Regions from separate parts of the Homo sapiens genome. Here region 1 is linked to region 2. Evidence: read pairs that join two places in POLR2A ChIA-PET (ENCODE). Cell type or tissue: endothelial cell of umbilical vein. All regions are shown on one strand.

The links. Peaks named below come from ENCODE experiments on the same cell type or tissue, not always from the same donor. Only the 100,000 strongest peaks of a DNase experiment are listed, where the experiment ranks them.
Region 1: POLR2A ChIA-PET joins it to region 2 with 11 read pairs; 2 of 35 experiments call an interaction of 5 or more read pairs at or near these places.

The regions. Positions count from the first base shown.
Region 1 is chr6:134,549,571-134,552,070 of GRCh38, forward strand. No RefSeq gene overlaps it. Among named protein-coding and RNA genes, the nearest start is that of LINC03002, 11 kb to the left of the region's middle. In endothelial cell of umbilical vein, no CTCF peak of the experiment used is centred here; DNase peaks (open chromatin) are centred at 441, 1,251 and 1,811; H3K27ac peaks cover 2,317 bases.
Region 2 is chr6:134,298,264-134,300,763 of GRCh38, forward strand. The region is part of intron 1 of SGK1 (serum/glucocorticoid regulated kinase 1); the gene reads right to left. It also overlaps the pseudogene KRT8P42. Among named protein-coding and RNA genes, the nearest start is that of SGK1, 19 kb to the right of the region's middle. In endothelial cell of umbilical vein, no CTCF peak of the experiment used is centred here; a DNase peak (open chromatin) is centred at 1,178; H3K27ac peaks cover 1,149 bases.

The DNA.
Region 1 (2,500 bases), 250 kb after region 2:
ATCTATAAGCTTTCATTTGGATCACTGAGTTTACTTTTTGTGACTACATGGACTCTTTAAAAAATAATAATTCATATTTACTTCAAATTTTTATGTTCTTAAATTGTTTTTAGTAAAAAAAAAATAGTGTCTAAAGAATTGGATCAGTGAATGCAGATGAAAGTTTGAATTTGTATTGGATGATGCTTTAAACTACAAAACAGATATAATTCTATGGTCAGAGGGATTGAACTTGAATTGTTTTTAAAAAGAAACTTGAATATTAGACAGTTTTCAATACTGTTTATAGCAATAATATCATGTAAATGTGGAAATAACTTCTTCAGTTTGTCCCAATCTCAGCACCTGGGGGTGAAGTTTTATTTTTATATCCTCTATGTTATTAAATGATAACATTTAGTAAAGTCACATTTCATTGTGACTGACAATATCTTATGAGAACAGAGCTTAACAAAACAAAGCTGAAAGAAGAGTTTTGGCTTTGCTTCATATTTCATTTCCTGTCCATAGCTTATTGTTATCAAGGATGGAGAGCCTTTTTACATTCTTTAGAACAGAGAGTTCATTTACCATTAGTAGATATTTATACCAGAGTGAGTGAACAAATGAAACTGTAGCTTTTAACAATAATGAAATAGCCCATTTAAGACAGTCTTCTCTTCAGTCACTTTTGGGGTAACTAAAGCTTGAGTTAAGATGGCTCTATTACACCAAACTATTTGACTTATTTTTTTTTGAACATTTTGACCCTCAAATATGTATCAGACCTTTCTTTTTCAATTATTTTACTTTATACTAAAGATTATCAAATTCCAGGATAAAATTTCCAACAAGGTAAGAATAAAAGTTGAAGGATTGTGGTCAATAGAAAGATCATTGGTTTGTTAGGGTTTTGCCCCTTGCTGACTTTAAAAAACCATTTACTGGATTTTGAAGTGAATTTTCCACTCACAGAAAAAGGACTTATGGAAAAATAACATTCATGTGGGAAAAAAAAAAATCAACTCACTGCTGCATCATCATCTCTACAAGGACAGGTAAGGGAAAAAGCACTTATTATTTCTCTGGCTGTAATCAAAGAGATTAAGAGAAATTTTAATGGAGCACATTTTTGTTTTAAAAAAGAGAGAAGAGGCACAGTTTGAAACCATCAAGGATTACTTCCTGTATAGAAGAAGTCAGCTGCATGCATACAATAGCGAAGAAGCTACGTTCCCTCCTGGAGCCAGACCAAGGTCAGGAATTTCAATTGTGATTCCTGACTCATGGAAAATTCTGACGCATTTTATATGTGTGAGGCTAGGTACATGCAAACCCACCAATTCATTAGCACCATCAGTGTTTTCACTCATTACTTCTTTTTTTTTTTGAAACTAAGAAAGAGCATAAGTGGAGGAATGCTAAATTTATAATACATTAGAACACAACCTCCCCTCCTGATTCCTCCCTCTTAGTTTTAAGACTTTCTCTGATATTCATGCTATTAGGGTTTGTCCCACAGTCTCAAGGTCAAATACTAGCAAGTGTTCTTAGTTGTTTCAAGCTATTTAAAACTAATTGTATTTAAGTCATTGCATATATTATTTATGGGAATGTAAACTGTTGCAATTGTTTTGAATGGCAATTTGGCAGTATCTATCGAAATATCTCCTCTGCCAAGAGACTTCCAGTTTCAGCTCTGATGTGTAAAGAGCTTGGAAGCTGTCATTTCCATCCTTACAACAAGATCAAACTGAAAAACTGAAAATTATCAACTTTTCTTGGACCCATCAGAGACGTGAGGAACAAACTCTGTTCCCATTATCCCTGCAAAATTCTGGAATCCAGAAATGAGTCCAGCTGAGATCTGCTCACTGGAAGCAGCTGCCTCCGGAGTTCACAAACTGGTAAGAACGCTTAGATGGCAATTCTGACAAATTGCTAGAGGCTGAGTGTGCATTTGCCTAGGAATGAGAAACTCTTAGGAGTCATGACCTTAGGGTTGAAACACACAAACTCTCTCTGAGCAGGAGTACTCCGGGAAGCCAAAACTGAAGAAGAGACCAAAAAAAGTACACTAGAGGAATTTGAAGCCTCTGGCACCTTAATTACCTCAGATATTAAACACAGCCCAGCACCTAGCAGATTAGCATAAAACCTCACACTAGAGATCAATATACCTCTGTCCCTATTACCCAGTATGACACATCTGGCTTTCCACACACACACAAAAAAATTGTAAGGCAAACCAAATGCAAGAAAACGCACAATCTAGAAAGATAAAGCAGCCTCAAAACCAGGCTCAGATATGACGCAGACATTGAAATCAACAGACAGGGAATTTAAAATAGCTATGATTAAAATCTGAGGGTACTAATGTAAAAAATAGATAACATGCAAGAACAGATGGGTAATTTAAGTGGAGAAATGTAAACTCTAAGAAAGAATAAAAAATACTAAAAAGAAAAAACACGAAGATAAATGAAGGATACCTTTGAGAGGCTTATTGGTAGACTGGAAA
Region 2 (2,500 bases):
TTGAAGTAGCTCTCGAACATGTTGTCCATGTTGCTCCAAGCTGTCTTCTGCTGCTGCAGGAGGCTCCACTTGGTCTCTAGCATCTTGTTCTGCTGCTCCAGGAACCGTACCTTGCCTATGAAGGAGGCAAACTTGTTGCTGAGGGTCTTGATCTTCCCCTTCTTTTGGGTGCGCAGGCCTGGATGTTGGGATCCACCTCCAGATTAAGTGGGCTCAGCAGGCTCTGGTTGACTGTGACGGCAGTGATGCCTCCCATGCCGCTGGCCCCACCATAGCCTCCACCCAGGCTACCCTGGAAGCTGCTGCTGCCCACTCAGGAGGAGCTTGAGGAGCTGATGCAGGTACTGGGCCCACTCGTGTAGGAGCGGCTGCTGAAGGCCCGGGGGCCAGAGATGGACAACTTGTAGGACTTCTGGGTCACCCTGATGGACATGGTGGAGGCAGGAGTGGAGGCAGGCGGGCTGAACCAGGCAGAGATTCCAGAAGGAGTGAAGAAGCTGCTTCTTGATAGCATTCAGCTCTTATTTATTTATTTATTTATTTATTTATTTATTTGAGATGGAGTCTCTCTCCGTCGCCCAGGCTGGAGTGCAGTGGCTCAATCTCGGCTCACTGCAACCTCTACCTCCTTGGTTCATGTGATTCTCCTGCCTCAGCCTCCTGAGTAGCTGGGATTACAGGCATGCACTACCATGCCCAGCTAATTTTTGTATTTTTAGTAGAGCAGGGGTTTCACCATGCTGGCCAGAATGGTCTCAATCTCCTGACCTCGTGATCCACCTGCCTCGACCTGCCAAAGTGCTGGGATTACAGGTGTGAGCCACAGCACCCAGCTCTCAGCTCTTAATTTAATTGCATTTAAAGAAAGCAATCTGTGCAATTCACAGTAGCTGGCAGCCAGGATAACCCAGGGAAACCTCATCCTTACAAAAAAATTACAAAAAAAAAAAAAAAAGCCAGGCATGGCAGCTCATGCCTATAGTTCCAGCTACTCTGGAGGCTGAGGTGCAAGGATCGCTTGAGCCAGTGAGGTCGAGGATGCAGTGAGCTGTGATTGTGCCACTGCCTTCTAGTCTCGGCAGCAGAGCTAGACCTTATCTCAAACAAAACAAACAAAACAAAAAAAATAATAGCTGAGTAAGTGTCATAGATCACATGGAACAAAAGCTGGCTCTGGAAACATATGCAGAATTTAGCTAAGTGTGGAGTAAGGGTGAAATTGTGAGCAAAACAAGCTTCCTGAGAGATCAGAGGTGGGGAGTTATGCCAAGAAGTGAAGGGAGTGAGGTAAGGTATGCTGATGTGTGCAGAACAGGGAGGACTTTGAAAACTATGCAGAGTGGTTGGCTGACATACAGTAAAACTCATAACAAGTATGCTCATTAGCATAATTATTAAACTCTGGCTTAGTAAACCACTTAAAAAAAAAGATTTCCAATGTGGAAATACTCAATGTTTGGATATGCCTGTTCATTCTAGTTTAGGCATTTCCTTCTGACAGGTTTTTAGAGCCTCTGGTAGCTTTTCCAATCCCTGTGACTTTTTTTTTTTTTTTGCCCTGAGTTTGGAGGAGTCGGATAATGAAATTTAAACTAAAGCATGTTAGCATCACCTATACTCAAGAAGGTCCAAATACCTCAATTCTTCACAAAATAAAATGCTTTTTTAATTCAAAAAAAGAAAGTAAGTCAAAAAGAGAGAGAGAAAAAAAACACACAGCAGATAACTGAGAAAATAAGAGAGTTTATTGCCACTAAAAAAGGAACCTGGCTTCTAACATCATATTTGCCATTTCTCTATGTGACTCTAGGGAAGTACTTTTCTCTCTCAATGCCTTCTTCCCTCAGGAAAACCTTATTACTATGAGAAAGATGTTAATTTGTCTAAAGTGCTGTAATTTTTTCATGGGGATGTTAAGGAGGGAAAGGCAGGGAGAAAGAAGATGGGGAGAGATGAGTTAAGAGATGAGTTAAGGTGAAAGATGGTGGTGGCAGGCGGGGCGCAATGGCTCACGCCTGTAATCCCAGCACTTTGGGAGGCCGAGACGGGCAGATCACGAGGTCAGAAGATTAAGACCATCCTGGCTAACATGGTGAAACCCCAACTCTACTAAAAATTCAAAAAAATTAGCCAGGCGTGTGGCGGGCGCCTGTAGTCCTAGCTACTCGGGAGGCTGTGGCAGGAGAATGGCATGAACCCGGGAGGCGGAGGTTGCAGTGAGCCGAGATCGCGCCACTGCACTCCAGCCTGGGCAACAGCGCAAGACTCTGTCTCAAAAAAAAAAAAAAAAAGAAAGAAAGATGGTGGTGGCTTGCACCAAGGGATAGGCCCTGGAGATAAAGAGAAAGGAGTTAAAAATAAATGTTTGGTTTTTTTTTTTTTTTTTGGAGATGGAGTCTCGCTCTGTTGCCCAGGCTGGAGTGCAATGGCATGATCTCGGCTCACTACAACCTCCACCTCCTGGGTTCAAGCAATTCTCCTGCCTCAGCCTCCCGAGTAG